Regions from separate parts of the Homo sapiens genome. Here region 1 is linked to region 2. Evidence: read pairs that join two places in POLR2A ChIA-PET (ENCODE). Cell type or tissue: HepG2. All regions are shown on one strand.

Region 1 (8,000 bases), 180 kb before region 2:
TCAGCTGGGACATTTCTTGGCCACAATGAGAACAGCAGAAGGCACGAGTCCTGAAGATGGAAGAAAACAGGCTTGAACCACAAGGATACTTGGTTTTTGCTCCCAAAATTCCTGGCCTTGCACCATGTTCACAAAGCCCCTTCTCTTTGCATCCCTCCTTTTCCTAGGCATGCCTCCCTACTCCCCCAGTTTCTAGTCCTGGTTTCTAGTCTTGCAGCCATACCCAGCTCCTGCAGAGGCCGCTCCATGTCAGCTTCTGAGAAGGCCCGTCTGGGGAAGCCACTGAGCAATTGCACAGGGTCCTGGCCCCCACCTAGTTCCTCCCCACGGTGGAGCTCCACATAGAGCCTCACAGCTGCCAGCTGTTCCCGGGCCCGGAACGTCTGGGTCAGTGAGGTCCCATCTGGCAGCCTGACCTAAAGGGCAAGGGAGATACTCAGTATTGTGGGCATCAAAACTGAATGAGGTGCCCAAGTAAGGAAAAGAGCTAAAGCTGGGCCCCCTTCTTCTTAGATTGAACCAGCACAACTACTATTTAAAGCACCAAATGAACAGCCACTTAGGCTCCGCTTTACTAAGTGCGGATGAGAGACTCCCAGCTCCCTCACAACCTAAGAAAGACAAGGATAAGATTATACAAAAGAATCTGGATAAATACCACATCACCAGATAGCTACATAATAAACCAAATAAAAACATGAACAAGTAAAAGGGTAACTGCTGAGTAAGAGAGAGGTATGGGTTTAAATACAACTGGGGCAGGTGAAATTTGATACCTTTCCCAAGAGTAGAGATAGGATTTCAAAAGTCATTTACAAAGAAGGGAGAGATTTGGCAAAGGGCACGTTAACTGAAAAAAGCTCTGAGCTGGGCACCTTAACACGGAACAAAGGGGTCCCAAGAGGAAGATAAGAATTAGAATCAGTACCTGTATGCGACACTGGTCATACTCCCGCTTGGTGGGAGGCTCCTGGCTGGGAGAAGAGGGAACAGGACCTGGCTCTGGTGCCACTGGGGGTGGCTGAGAGCCCACACTGCCACCATACTAAAGGGCAAAGTAAAACAGTCAATCAGGTACTCACCCATCCTCAGGTGAAACAGATCATATAAGCCCATGCTTTCCCTCTGAAGCTGGAAAAGATTTACTAACCTGCCCACTCCATTACCCGTGGCGTCTTCTCAGTCACCTACCTTCTTGGCTCTCTCTGCTTTGTCCCTCTCGATCTTTTCTCTAACTCTTTGTCTGAAATGTAGACAAGAAGAAATTAGGTCAGACATCAACAAAGCAAATCTTGATTTCTTTCTCATCTGCTATCCATCATTTCCCCTGCCCAGACCTGGCTGCTAACTCCTCGGCCTTTTCCCTCCGCCTCTCCTCAGCAGCCCGGCGCATCTCATCTTCCTGTAGCCGCTGTCGTGCTGCTGACAACTCTTGCCCTTGTCTCCTGCGCTGCCGTTCCCGTTCCAATGCCTCCCGTTCCTCTCTTTCTTCACGCTCCCGCTGCTTCTGGGCCACCAGCTCCAACATCCTGTGTTGCCGAGGGAAAACAGTTCAAGAGAAATGGACAGAGTGGGAAGGTGTAAAGTTTACAATAAACAAAATTAGGCGACATATATCCCAAAGTAGATTAAAGGAAAAGAAAATGCCAAGAAAGAGGAAATGTGGAAAGGTCAAGGTTCTTTGACCAGACGTGTACTGGGGAGAGATGGAAGACGACCCTCAGACACGTGAGATTGTTGTTACTGTACCTCTTAGTTTGTTCCTGTCTTTCCTCTTCACTCAAAGCGGGTTTGCCTTCTCCGGCAGCAGAACCAGATCCTACAAACAAACAATCGGTATTATTATCCCTTCAGATTCTCCTCGGACCCTCCTGAATAATCACACCGTGGACCCTCAGTCAGGACCTTCAAGGCCGCCTTGCTCTGAGGAAGTGGGCTCCCGTCCCAGGATATGTCCAAGGGGAGTCTCTAAAGGCTCGTCCACATCGGGGTCGTCTTCGTGCTCCATCAGCCTGGCAGGGAAAGTGGGCGGGGAGGTTAGCTTTGAGGCTGCCCCTCCCGCCAGCCCCCAATTCTCCGCCACCCGGGACGAGCGCTTACCAGTCCATCGCAGCCTCGATGCCCTGGTTCCCTGTGAGGGCCAGAGCCTTCTCCCTGGGGGCAGAAACACCATGAATAGCGCCCACGAGCCATGGTGACGGTCAGGCTGGGGCAAAGGCCGAGACAGGTCCGCGACCCCCCACACCCGCAGGCCGGGGTTGGGGAACTCCCTTACGCGCGTCCCCTGGGGAAGCCCATCTCGATGAGACTCTCAAGAGCCGTCAGCTCCGCCATGGCGCCGACACCGCGGCTTCCGCGGGGACCTGGTGTGTGACGAGAAGGAGGGCGGGAAGGGTCAGCGCGAGGCAACCCGCCCTCGACACCCGCCGACGGGCGCTCGCTCTCTCACCCGGCTCTATAGCAGCCGGGAACACCGACGAGAAGAAAGCCGAGGGGAAGCGGAAGTGCCGGATCTGTTTGGGTCACGTGGGGGCGGATGTCGACGGGTGCCGCTGAGAACCATAAAACTTCTGGCCCTGCTGCCAGGACTTTCCGTGGGTGGGAACAGGGAGGCAACCCACCAAGCCAAGGCGCCAGGCTGCTGTGGGGAAGAAAGCTGGTGCGGCTCTGAAACCCGTGGGCGGAATGAAGCCAGTTCCCGGAACTTCATCCTGCCTCACCCTCCTTAGAAATTAGAAGGAATATGGTCCCTTAGCGCAATGCTTTGGGAAGTTCTTTGGCAATGTTTGCCAGGAGCAGAAGAAATGTCTTGCTCTTTGGCCCACTCATTCTCCTTAGGGAATTGAGCCATCCTCTGCCTGACTGCCAAAGGGATTTTTGCAAAACACAATCATGTAGTCCTGTCTTCACCTCCCTGCTTAAAAATCCGTGACACTTCCACCATCTAGGACAACTTACTTTTTTTTTTATTTTTTATTTTTGAGATGGAGTTTCACTCTTGTTGCCCAGACTGGAGTGCAATAGTGCAGTGGCGCGATCTCTGCTCACTGCAGCCTCCGCTTCCCGGGTCAAGCATTTCTCCTGCCTCAGCCTCCCGGATAGCTGAGATAACAGGCGCCCACCACCATGCCCAGCTTTTTTTTTTTTTTTTTTTTTTTTTAAGAGGGAGTCTCGCTCTGTCGCCCAGGCTGGAGTGCAGTGGCGCGGTCTCGGCTCACTGCAACCTCCGCCTCCTGGGTGCATGCGATTCTCCTGCCACAGCCTCCTGAGTAGCTGGGATTACAGTCCCACGCCACCATGCCCGGCTAATTTTTGTATATTTAGTAGAGACAGGGTTTCATCATGTTGGTCAGGCTGGTCTTGAACTCCTGACCTCATATGATCCACCTGCCTCGGCCTCCCAAAGTGCTGGGATTACAAGCGTGAGCCAACGAGCCTAGCCATTTTTGTATTTTTAGTAGAGATGAGGTTTCTCCATATTGGTCAGGCTGTTCTCGAACTCCTGACCTTAGGTGATTCACCCACCTCGGCCTCCCAAAGTGCTGGGATTACAGGCGTGAGCCACCACACCCAGCTATTTTTGTTTTTGAGACAGGATCTGGCTCTGTCGCCCAGGCTGGAGTGCAGTGGTGCAATCTTGACATACTGCAACCTCAGCCTCCTGGGCTCAAGCGATCCTCCCACTTCAGCCTCCCAAGTAGCTGGGACTACAGGCACATGCCACCACACCCGGCTAATTTTTCTTTTTCTTTTCTCTCTCTCTCTCCTTTTTTTTTTTTTTTTTTTTTTTTTTTTAGACAAAATCTCACTCTGTAACCCAGGCTGGAGTGCAGTGGCACAATCTCAGCTCACTGCAACCTCTGCCTGCCCCGGGTTTAAGCGATTCTCCTGCCCGAGTAGCTGGGATTATAGGTGGCTGCCACCGCGCCTGGCTAATTTTTGTAGTTTTAGTAGTGACGGGGTTTCACCATCTTCACCAGGCTGGTCTTGAACTCCTGACCTCATGATCCACCCACCTTGGCCTCCCAGAGTGCTGGGATTACAGGTGTGAGCCACCGCGCCCGGCCTAATTTTTCTATTTTTTGTAGAGACGGGGTTTCGCCATATTGGCCAGGCTGGTCTCCAACCCCTGAGCTCAAGTGATCCACCTGCCTCGCCCTCCCAAAGTGCTAAGATTAAAGGCGTGAGCTACATACTCGGCCATCTGGGACAACTTAAATGCTAGTGGTCTGACTTCCTTCTGCGCCCACCTTGGCTTTTTTTGCGGGGAGGGGGGTTAGAACCCCCTCTCAAGTGGAGATCACAATAGCACCTACTTTGGTGCCTGGCAAGGCAGAGTATGTAAATGCTGGTAGTTATTGTGCAGTTTCATCACCCACCACTTGAGGGTAAGCTGTGCATATTGCAAACCAGACTTCACCCTCCTCTTGGCCTGTGCACCAACCAGTCTCCGCCTAGGATGTCCTGTCTCTTCACTTAGTAAACTAACTCCCAGGAGTTTTTCAGGATTCAGGATTTGCCTTCTAAGAAAAGCCTGCTTTGACCACTGCTGTCTGCCTTCCAGCTACAGTATTTAACCCATTAAGCATTTATCCCCACTGCTGTGAGTCACTGTTGATTACTTTGTGCTCCACCACTACCCGGGCTGTTAGATTCCTGAAAGTGAAGCTCACTTTAAATGTTTATTAGAAGGTAGAGTAATAATGACAATAACAGTTACTGATATTGATAATATATGCACTAGAGACTTGTGTGTGTGTGTGTGTGTGTGTGTGTGTGTGTGTGTGTGTGTGTGAGAGAGACAGGGTCTCACTTTGTTGCCAGGCTAGAGTGCAGTGGTGGGATCTTGGCTCACTGCAACCTTTGCCTCCCAAGCTCAAGCTGTTCTCATGCCTCAGCCTCCCGAGTAGCTGGGATTACAAGCACCCGCCACCACATCGGGCTAATTTTTGTATTTTTTAGTAGAGAAGGGGTTTCATCATGTTGGCCAAGCTAATCTCGAACTTGTTACCTCAGGTGATCCACCTGCCTCGGCCTCCCAAAGTGCTGGGATTACAGGCGTGAGCCACCGTGCCCGGCCTGCTAGAGAATTTTGTATGATTAATCCATATTTAATCATCACAACAATCCCTATGATGTAGAAGCTATTTTTAGTCACAAAAAAACAGACTCAAGGCCAGGCATGGTGGCTCACACCTATAATCCTAGCACTTTGGGAGGCCAAGGCGGGTGGATTACCTGAGGTCAGGAGTTCGAGTCCAGCCTGGCCAACATGGTGAAACCCTATCTCTGCTTAAAAAAACATAAAAATTAGCCGGGCATAGTTGCAGGCTCCTGTAATCTCAGCTACTCAGGAGGCTGAGGCAGGAGAATTGCTTGAACCGAGGAGGCGGAGATTACAGTGACCCGAGATCGTGCCATTACACTCCAGCCTGGGCAACAAGAGTGAAACTCTGTCTCAAGAAAAAAAAATAAAAAAACAAAAAACAGACTCAGAAAGATGTTTTTTTTTTGGCCAGGCACGGTGGCTCACGCCTGTAATCCTAGCACTTTGGGAGGCTGAGGCGGGCAGATCATGAGGTCAGGAGTTCGAGACCATCCTGGCTAACACGGTGAAACCCCTTCTCTACTAAAAATACAAAAAATTAGCCAGGCGTGGTGGCACACACCTGTAATCCCAGATACTTGAGAGGCTGAGGCAGGAGAATCACTTGAACCTGGGAGGCGGAGGTTGCAGTGAGCCAAGATTGTGCCATTGCACTCCAGCCTGGTGACAGAGTAAGAGGCCGTCTCAAAAAAAAAAAAAAAAAAAAAAAAGGAAAGATGGGTTTTTTTCTGAGACAAGGTCTGGCTTTATTGCCCAGGCTGGAGAGCAGTGGCACAATCTTGGCTCACTGCAACCTCCTTCTCCCAGGCTCAAGCCATCCTTTCACCTCAGCCTCCCAAGTAGCATGTACCACACCTGGCTAACTTTTGTATTTTTATTATAGTAGAGGTAGGTTTCCGCTATGTTGCCCAGGCTGGTCTCGAACTTGTGAGCTCAAGCCATCCCCTGCCTTGTGCTGGAATTACAGGCGTGAGCCACCATGCCCAGTGCTGGAATTACAGGCGTGAGTGCTGTAATTACAGGCGTGAGTGCTGGAATTACAGGCGTGAGTGCTGGAATTACAGGTGTGAGCCACCATGCCCAGCCAAGATGAGATAATTTACCTAAAGTCACAAAGTAAATAACAAAACTAGGATTCAACCCAAGGCAGTGTGTGTTCTCTAAACCACTATGCTATGTTGCCTCTCCACGGTAGAGTGACAAGCATGGGCTTTATTTTTTTATTTTATTTATTTATTTTTTGAGACAGAGTCTCCGTCTCAAAAAATGAAATAAATAAATAGTAATAATAATGAGATAGTATGACCTCTCGTTATTTGTAAATAAATGAATGCTAAGGAAGGCCGGGCACGGTGGCTCATGCCTATAATCCCAGCACTTTGGGAGGCTGAGGCGGGCGGATCACGAGGTCAGGAGATCTAGACCATCCTGGCTAACACAGTGAAACCCTGTCTCTACTAAAAATACAAAAAAATTGGGCGTGGTGGCAGGCGCCTGTAGTCCCAGATACTCAGGAGGCTGAGGCAGGAGAATGGTGTGAGCCCAGGAGGCGGAGCTTGCAGTGAGTGGAGATCACGCCACTGTACTCCGGCCTGGGAGACAGGGACTCCGTCTCAAAAAAAAAAAAAAAAAAAAGGAAAAAAGGCACAGGGTATTCACTGCAGTATTATAACAAGTGTATTCAGGATAACATATGTATTCTTTTTTTGTTTTTAGAGATGGAATCTCACTCATTACCCAAGCTGGAGTGCAGTGGCACGATCTCAACTCACTGCAACCTCTGCCTCCCTGGTTCAAGCGATTCTCCTGCCTCAGCCTCCCGAGTAGCTGGGACTACAGGCGCCCGCCACCACACCCAGCTATTTTTTGTATTTTTAGTAGAAATGAGGTTTCATCATGTTGGCCAGGCTGGTCTTGAACACGTGACCTCAAGTGATCTGCCCACCTTGGCCTCCCAAAGTCCTGGGATTACAGGTTGAGCCATTAAGCCCAGCGGGGATAACATAGTATTCTAAATTTATTGTAGAGGTTCTATAATAGAATAAATTTTTTTTTTGAGATGGAGTCTCACTCCGTAGCCCAGGCTGGAGTGCAGTGGCGTGGTGTCAGCTCACTGCAACCTCCACCTCTTGGGTTCAAGCAACTCTCCTTTGTCAGCCTCCCAAGTAGCTGGGACTACAGGTGCCTGCCACCACACCCAGCTAATTTTTGTATTTTAGTAGAGATGGGGTTTCATCTTGTTGGTCAGGCTGGTCTCAAACTCCTGACCTCAGGTGATCCAGCTGCTTCAGCCTCCCAAAGTGCTGGGTTTTAGGCATGAGCCACCATGCCTGGCCTTCTTTTTTTTTTTTTTTTTTTTTTGAGACGCAGTTTCACACTTGTTGCCCAGGCTGGACTGCAATGGCGTGATCTGGGCTCACTGAAACTTCCACCTTCTGAGTTCTTTTCTTCTTTTCTTTTTTCTTTTTCTTTTTCTTTTTTTTTGAGATGGAGTCTCACTCTGTCGCCCAGGTTGGAGTGCAGTGGCATGATCTCCACTCACTGCAAGCTCCGACTCCCGGGTTCATGCCATTCTCCTGCTTCAGCCTCCCGAGTAGCTGGGACTACAGGTGCCCACCACCTCACCCGGCTAATTTTTTTTGTATTTTTAGTAGAGACGGGGTTTCACCGTGGTCTCGGTCTCCTGACCTCGTGATCCAGCCGCCTCGGCCTCCCAAAGCGCTGGGATTACAGACATGAGCCACTGCGCCCAGCCCCGCCTTCTGGGTTCAAGCGATTCTCCTGCCTCAGCCTCCCGAGTAGCTGGGATTACAGGCGTGCACCACCATGCCCAGCTAATTTTGTATTTTTAGTAGAGACAGGGTTTCTCCATGCTGGTCAGGCTTGTCTTGAA
Region 2 (8,000 bases):
ATGGAACATAGTATTTGCAATATGCAAATGGAGACCTAAAGGCTCATGACGGGAACAGAAGGTGGCTGTATACAGAGGAACAGACACGAAGTGGAGTTATGGGAAGTTCAATCAACAATTGGCAACAAGCTAGGTCAGTAGTTTACGAAAGTGGTCATCTATACAGTGCCTGAGTTTGGGTTCTGGGCCTGGATCATGTAAGAAAGGCAGCAAAGTCTGGGTGCCATGAATCACACCTGCAATCCCAGCACTTTGGAAATCTGTGGTGAGAGGATCTCTTAAAGCTATGGCCTTGAAACCAGCCTGGGTAACAAAACCAAGCCCTTGTATCTAAAAAACAAAAGGGCAGGTAGATTCCAGATAAATAATGTTGCAGGAAGGGGGTGATAAAATACAGAAATGTGATACACAGCAAACCCTCAACTGCTGTTTCATTGGCTCCCAGTGTCTTAATCTGTGTCTGCTAACACTTTAAGGTACATCTGAAATACCCCCCAAACCCAGAAAGCTTTTCAACAGCTAGGTTGTCCAAGAACTTGGAAAATTCACCTTCTGATGTCCTCCAAGACAGATTCCTGCAGAGGTAAAAAAAAAAGTTCTTATTGGATTGGAAAATACAAATGAACACAATATTTAACACTATGTAACCTAGGAGCAAAAGGTTGCTATTATAAAATCAGTTAAATATTTAAACAGATACCTACCATTTTTTATACACCTTATTTGCTCAGACCTGGAAAAAATAAAACCAATGTTTTCAACAAGTGATGATTACTCCCTTTCTCTGTATAGAAATCTTTATCATCCCTCAGACAGTTCCTTCTGGAACAAATCTTCCTCTTCTCCCCCAGCCAGTCCCAGTGGGTTCACCTTTACAGGCTCTGGGACTAGGACAGAGAGTAAGACATGTGAAAGTTTCTTCATTGGGAATTTTTAGCATAGTCCACCTTACATTTAGGTTTACTCACCTGTAACTTCAGCCTGGAGTGAACACAGACACCTAGTTTTCCTGCAAAATCAAGAAAGAAAAATGTAGTCTTGAGAGACTTTCATTCTATGTCACATTTTACAATCTCTCAATTGTATCTATTGCTTGGCAGAAAGAAGTTTCAGGGCACATTTTATAGGAAACACTACTTAGCCCAAGAACTTCCTATTGGCTGTAAAGCCTCCTCAAATAACTTGCAATTTTTAGAACATGTCACTGGAAGGCAGGCTCACAGCTCAGAAAATACCTTTCAGTCACACATTGATCAGACTGGGGCGGTATTCAACTCATCACTGGTGAGCAGCAATTCATCACTGGTGGTTCAGGAGATCAAAGACTTTGGGTTAAGCCAGTTATGTCTGTGTACATTCACCCAGACCACAGTGCTATCACACACAAAAATCACAGAAAATTTTATATAGCAGCCATTGATGGTAACTATTGCAAAGCCATTTACCTCAAACTCCTCTTGGGCTTTAGAGAGAAGGTGCTGGCCCTGAAAGGAGGAAGACCAAGTCAGTAGTGCTTCTCATATCCCGCATTATGTTGTTCCCACCCATCATTCTCAGAAAATCAGATTTCAGAGTCTCAACAGCAAGTCATCAGCCGAACGAGATTCCATGTAAGTCATCACAAACACAGGCCTAAAAAGGCACTTTTTCCTACCCTATATACTGAGTGCATTGAATACCGTGAAATTACTCACCTTTGAGCCAAGCAGGTTATTGGTTAGTAGTACCTAGAGAAAAACAAAGCTGTGGGTGAAAGATTCCTCAGACATGGTTACCCCCCACTCCCTGCGTTCTCCAGTTTCTCAGGTGTTCATGTATTTTCACTGTCGGTCATAGTGAGCTAGTTTGATTCATCATAGAAACTGCCTACTTGGTGGCATAAGCTGTAAGGAACAAAAAATATCAACTAACCTCTCAGCTCTGAAGGCTTTTCAATGGTATATAGCAACAAGCTGCTCCTGAATCAAAAAATCATTCAATTAGCTAATTATCCCAAACAGCCAAAACTATTTTAGTTACGGTTGCTAATGGACAAACTAAGAAAAGGTAACCAAATGTCTCAGACAATTCCTTATGGAATAAGCTCTCATGCCCTCTTCATGTTAACCCTGGTGAGTTCACAATTACTGGTTCCCAGGCTAAAACAGGGGTAAGGCAGGATGTTTCCTCCTCATTGGAGCAGAATCCTGGAAAGCTACAACTGACAAGCATTCGTCTGACCCTGGGCAGATCAGTGGGCATCTATCTGAGAAAAAAGGGGCATATATCAGTGGGCATCTATCTAGAAACATCACTACAGAGAACAAGAGGAACCAGAAAACTTTATGGGTTAAGCAGGCTTTGGTAACAAATATCAAAATGGCTAAGTTATCTATTAGATAATAGGCCCATAGAATTCGAAAAACAACTTACTGTAAGATAGAGGCAGACTGTCATCAGGAATACCTGGAAAGGAAAGCAAATTAGTTATTTTAAGGTATTAGGATGGAATGAAGCTTATTCATAAACAACAACTGCCATCAGAACTCTAACATGCTATTAACTTTTGTACCTCACAGAACATCAGCTTATCAATTCAAATCATCTGACAGTAACGTGATCGATATATGGATGAGGGTAACAGCACACCCTTACAAGAACTGTAGTACCGGGTTGCGATCTCCCTCCCCAGAAAATCATTTCAAGAGGAACAAGATGGAAGGCGCCAAAAAACATTGTTCCGCCGGCCACTTGTTTTCTTGAACATTTACAAAGATGACATACACCAATTTGGATAATTACCTGTATTCACCCTGGGAGGCAGCTGAATTCCCCAGGATAGATTATGAGATGCTGTAGACAACAGAGGAAAGCATTTTATGTACCTAAAAATAGTCATTCAAAGACCCCTTAAGACCTCTCTCTCACTTCTCAGTAGTAAGATGACATCACTTGAAAGTTCAGCCATATGCTTGTCATTTTGTGTTCATCATGGAGTGGTTATCTACAAGGTCTCCTCTGTAAGAGCATAAACCATGTACACCTACCTGGAACATTACTGTAACGCTGGCTTTGCATAAAGATGGGTCTTGTCCCATTCCTTCACCAGTAAGCTCTTGTGGGCTGAACATCTGAAAAAATAACACCCTTCACTAACACCTCAGACAAATCAATAGGGCCCTGACATTTGTTGCGTACAGTACAGTGCTACTCAGAATTTTCTGTTTTCTCCACTAATCCATCAGAAAGAGAGAGTTCAGTTCGTAAAATCATCCCCGTAGCAACTTCCACACACTCAACGAAAGAGCAGAGATTAAGAAATGGCCGTAAGAACTTACTGCAACAACAGAGCTCTCTTCGGTTCCAACGTGCGCGTAAATCCTGCAGACAGGAGCCCAATAAGACATTAGGTCAACTCAGGGCATTTCGAAAACGCTATTTTCTGAACAGACGGCTAAGCAAGAGGCTTGCAGGGCCCATCTCCTCAGAGTTATTTATCCTCACGGAGCTCAGTACAGGTCTGTGAAAAGGTCCTCATCATAGGAAGGGGGACCTACACGGCCCGCCATCGCCATTTTGTCCTTCACAAAGCCCCACTGCTACTTTTAAGCCTCGAGGCCACGCACAAGACCTTATCCGCCAGTCGCCCTGGCCAGGCAGCTACAACACAGAAGGCATAGTGCGTGCTATGCTATGTTCGCACAATCGCTCAAAAGAAAATAAAAGAAAAAGACAAAGTACAAAAGAGTAACAGCTATAAAGACCACGAAGCCACTTACCACGAGCAGTAGAAAAATGAGAACGAATCTCCCCGGGGAGACGATTAAATACCATGCCGCAGAGGCCCACGGGATTTGGGGGCGGGGCTACGGCGAGCGCACGCGCATACGTTGACCGCATGCGACCCCGGGGAGTTGTGGGTAGAGAGTTCCAGGGAAGGAGGGCGTAGACAAAGCGCCACCTGAACTTGCGGCGCGAAAAAGGCGCGCATGCGTCCTACGGGAGCGTGCTGGCTCACCGACCGCATTGCGGCTTGGTTTTCTCACCCAGTGCATGTGGCAGGAGCGGTGAGATCACTGCCTCACGGCGATCCTGGACTGACGGTCACGACTGCCTACCCTCTAACCCTGTTCTGAGCTGCCCCTTGCCCACACACCCCAAACCTGTGTGCAGGATCCGCCTCCATGGAGCTACAGCCTCCTGAAGCCTCGATCGCCGTCGTGTCGATTCCGCGCCAGTTGCCTGGCTCACATTCGGAGGCTGGTGTCCAGGGTCTCAGCGCGGGGGACGACTCAGGTACTGGATCCCGGGCTAAGCTCGGGAGGAGGTCCCCTTTGGTGGGGCCATTTCGGGAAAGTATGTCAGGACGTAAGTGCTTCACTGAAGACAGGATCTGATTTTTTCCTAACTGGTTCCCTATGTCCTGCCTTCTGGTGCGTTTTCTTTAGATCTTGGACTACTACGGGCCAACATTAGCTAACATTTATGGAGCACCGTTTTAAGCACACTATATGAATCGATTAATCCACCAAAATCCCAAGAGCTAGGTAGGATGACAACCCCCATTTTATTGATGGGGAACCCTAAAGAGCTCCGGCGGTGCTGCCTGCTGCAACTCCTGCCTGATCAATATGGTTGCAGTCAGCTATAGACTGTTTTACTGAGACCGGACAACATTAGTTCAGTCGTTTGTGGTAAACATCTACGTGTACAAGCACACTTTATAAACATTTTTTTCTTTCTTTTTTTTTTTTTTTGAGACGGAGTTTCGCTCTTGTTGCCCAGGCTGGAATGCAATGGCCCGATCTCAGCTCACTGCATTCCACCTCCCGGGTTCAAGCAATTCTCCTGCCTCAGCCTCCTGAGTAGCTGGGATTACAGGCATGCGCCACTGTGACCGGCTAATTTTGTATTTTTAGTAGAGACAGGGTTTCTCCATGTTGGTCAGGCCGGTCTTGAACTCCTGACCTCGGGTGATCCGCCTGCCTCGGCCTCCCAAAGTGCTGGGATTACAGGCGTGAGCCACCGCGCCCGGCCAAACATTTTTTTCTTTCAAGACGGAGGCTTGCTCTGTCGCCCAGGCTGGAGTGCAGTGGCGGGATGTCTGTTCACTGCAACCTCCGCTTCCCAGGTTCAAGCGATTCTCCTTCCTCAGCCTCCTGAGTAGCTGGGATTACAGGCTCCCGCCATCATCATGCCACACTAATTTTTGTGTTTTTCGGAGAGACGGGGTTTCATCATGTTGGCCAGGCTGCTCTCGAACTACTGACCTCAGGTGACCTCCTGCCTCAGCCTCCCAAACTGCTGGGATTACAGGGGTGGGCCACCACACCCGGCCTGGCTCAGCATTTTGGGAGGCCAAGGCGGGAGGATCTCTTGAGCCCAAGAGTTCAAGACCAGTCTAAGCAACATAGTGAGAAACCCATACCGATCTCTACAAAAAAAATAGAAAAAATTAGCCAGGAGCGGTGGTGCATGCCTGTAGCCCCAGCTGCTTGGGAGGCTAAGGTGGGAGGATTGCTTGAGCCCAGGAGGTTGAGACTGCAAATGAGCTGTGATCAAGCCACTGCACTGCACTCCAGCCTGGATGACTGAGATTGACCCTGTCTCAAAAAAAAAAAAAAAAAAAAAAAAAAAATGTGGGACAGATAAACTGGAAAATCAAGATGGCCCAGAGTAGACAGACAAGGCTGGGGAGGTTGTGTGTGGGAATGGCAGTCGGGAAATGCTTTATAGAGTGTCTGGGCCTGAAAGGGTAGAAAGACTTGGGAGGGGAATTCCAGTTAAAGGAACAACTGGAGCACAAGCTTGGTGCTAGAAAAAGAAGGAAGTGTGTAGCTACAATTCATGAAAGATGGGCAAAAGGGGAGTATTAGAATATAAAACTGGAAAGTATTTCCTGGGGAAAGCCAGATAAGCAGGACCTTGAATGCAAAGCTAAATCATTTGAATTATACATAGAAAAGAAAAAAAAACCGGGGAGAGTTTTTAAGTAGGAAAGTGATAAGACATTGGGGGATAAGATGGAGACAAGGGCATTAATTAGATTGCCATAGTAGTTTAGGCAAGAGGATTCAATGCTAACAAGTATAATGGCAGTGGAAGTGGAAAAGAGGGGATTTAGGTTAGGGGTCTCCAACTCACGTACAGAAATCAGCTAAGTAATGTAGGTAAGTGAAATGAACTGAGTTGGGACTCTGGTGAACTGGGCAGCCCTTTCACAGCTCCAGCTGATTGTTGCCTTGCGACAATATTGTCTCTGTGTGATCAGATAGTCAGTTTTCAAAAGAATCCAGAAGTCCAGAATTGTGTATTTACTCACGTTGAAATGTTGAATTTAAAATTTTTTGGCCGGGCGTGGTGGCTCATGCCTGTAATCCTAGCACCTTGGGAGGCCAAAGTGGGCGGATCACCTGAGGTCAGGAGTTAGAGTGAAGGGGTGGGTTGCCCCTCCACACCTGTGGATGTTTCTCCTAAGGTGGAACGAGAGACTTAGGAAAGAAAAAGACAGAGACAAAGTATAGAGAAAGAAATAAGGGGACCCGGGGAACCAGCGTTCAGCATATGGAGGATCCCGCCAGCCTCTGAGTTCCCTTAGTATTTATTGATCATTCGTGGGTGTTTCTCGAAGAGGGGGTTGTGTCAGGGCCACAAGACAATAGTGGGGAGAGGGTCAGCAGACAAACACGTGAACAAAGGTCTTTGCATCATAGACAAGGTAAAGGATTAAGTGCTGTGCTTTTAGATATGCATACACATAAACATCTCAATGCTTTACAAAGCAGTATTGCTGCCCGCAGATCCCACCTCCAGCCCTAAGGCGGTTTTTCCCTATCTCAGTAGATGGAACGTACAATCGGGTTTTATACCGAGACATTCCATTGCCCAGGGACGGGCAGGAGACAGATGCCTTCCTCTTGTCTCAACTGCAAGAGGCATGCCTTCCTCTTATACTAATCCTCCTCAGCACAGACGCTTTACGGGTGTCGGGCTGGGGGACAGTCAGGTCTTTCCCTTCCCACGAGGCCATATTTCAGACTATCACATGGGGAGAAACCTTGGACAATACCTGGCTTTCCTAGGCAGAGGTCCCTGCGGCCTTCCGCAGTTTTTGTGTCCCTGGGTACTTGAGATTAGGGAGTGGTGATGACTCTTAAGGAGCATGCTGCCTTCAAGCATCTGTTTAACAAAGCACATCTCGCACCGCCCTTAATCCATTGAACCCTGAGTTTGACACAGCACATGTTTCAGAGAGCACGGGGTTGGGGGTAAGGTCACAGAATCTCAAGGCAGAAGAATTTTTCTTAGTACATAACAAAATGGAGTCTCCCATGTCTATTTCTTTCTACACAGACACAGTAACAATCTGATCTCTCTTGCTTTTCCCCACATTAGAGACCAGCATGGCCAACATGGTGAAAACCCTTCTCTACTAAAAATTCAAAAATAAGCCGGGCGTGGTGTGGGTGCGGTGGCAGGCGATTGTAATCCTAGCTACTTAGGAGGCTGAGGCAGGAGAAGTGGTTGAACCCGGGAGGTGGAAGTTGCAGTGAGCCAAGATCACCCCACTGCACTCCAGCCTGGGGGACAAGAGTGAGTCTCAAAAACAAACAAAAAACCAAAATATGCCCGTGGGCCAAAGGTGGCCTTTGATTGTGAGTTTGCAACCTCTTGTGAGTGACATAGAATCTACTAGAAAAGAGGGCATTTTAAAAAAAGTAGGCTGGGTGGAGCGGCTCACGCCTGTAATCCTGAAGGGGGCCAGCCCCTCCACACCTGTGGGTATTTCTCGTCAGGTGGGACGAGAGACTGAGAAAAGAAATAAGACACAGAGACAAAGTATAGAGGAAGAAAAGTGGACCCGGGGACTGGCGCTCAGCATACGGAGGACCCGCACCAGCACTGGTCTCTGAGTTCCCTCAGTATTTATTGATCACTATCTCTACCATCTCAGCCAGAGGGATGTGGCAGGACTATAGGGTAATGGTGGGGAGAGGGTCAGCAGGAAAACATGTGAGCAA

Evidence for each region. ChIA-PET counts read pairs that join two places held together with the same protein. Peaks named below come from ENCODE experiments on the same cell type or tissue, not always from the same donor. Only the 100,000 strongest peaks of a DNase experiment are listed, where the experiment ranks them.
Region 1: POLR2A ChIA-PET joins it to region 2 with 10 read pairs; 27 of 35 experiments call an interaction of 5 or more read pairs at or near these places.

Annotation. Positions count from the first base shown.
Region 1 is chr11:62,676,590-62,684,589 of GRCh38, forward strand. UBXN1 (UBX domain protein 1) reads right to left here and starts at 2,484. Exons shown (of 9, transcript NM_001286077.2): 1 at 2,276-2,484; 2 at 2,101-2,154; 3 at 1,906-2,012; 4 at 1,750-1,819; 5 at 1,338-1,529; 6 at 1,192-1,243; 7 at 929-1,045; 8 at 224-416; 9 at 1-50. The coding sequence starts at 2,334. The coding sequence ends at 1. RefSeq lists an enhancer at 2,243-2,572. In HepG2, CTCF peaks have their summits at 255 and 4,387; DNase peaks (open chromatin) are centred at 2,512 and 4,392; H3K4me3 peaks cover 2,274 bases.
Region 2 is chr11:62,852,107-62,860,106 of GRCh38, forward strand. It overlaps SNHG1 (small nucleolar RNA host gene 1), which reads right to left and starts at 3,779. Exons shown (of 9, transcript NR_152585.1): 1 at 3,318-3,779; 2 at 3,027-3,110; 3 at 2,413-2,445; 4 at 1,912-1,958; 5 at 1,695-1,727; 6 at 1,446-1,484; 7 at 969-1,009; 8 at 705-733; 9 at 1-575. It overlaps SNORD22 (small nucleolar RNA, C/D box 22), which reads right to left and starts at 929; the gene lies at 804-929. It overlaps SNORD31 (small nucleolar RNA, C/D box 31), which reads right to left and starts at 1,287; the gene lies at 1,220-1,287. It overlaps SNORD30 (small nucleolar RNA, C/D box 30), which reads right to left and starts at 1,626; the gene lies at 1,557-1,626. It also overlaps SNORD29, SNORD28, SNORD27, SNORD26, SNORD25 and LOC124900306, and 1 more gene. RefSeq lists enhancers at 1,911-2,885, 3,523-3,602, 3,713-3,892, 3,861-4,834, 4,835-5,810 and 2 more and a silencer at 3,953-4,012. In HepG2, no CTCF peak of the experiment used is centred here; DNase peaks (open chromatin) are centred at 3,935 and 6,255; H3K4me3 peaks cover 5,671 bases.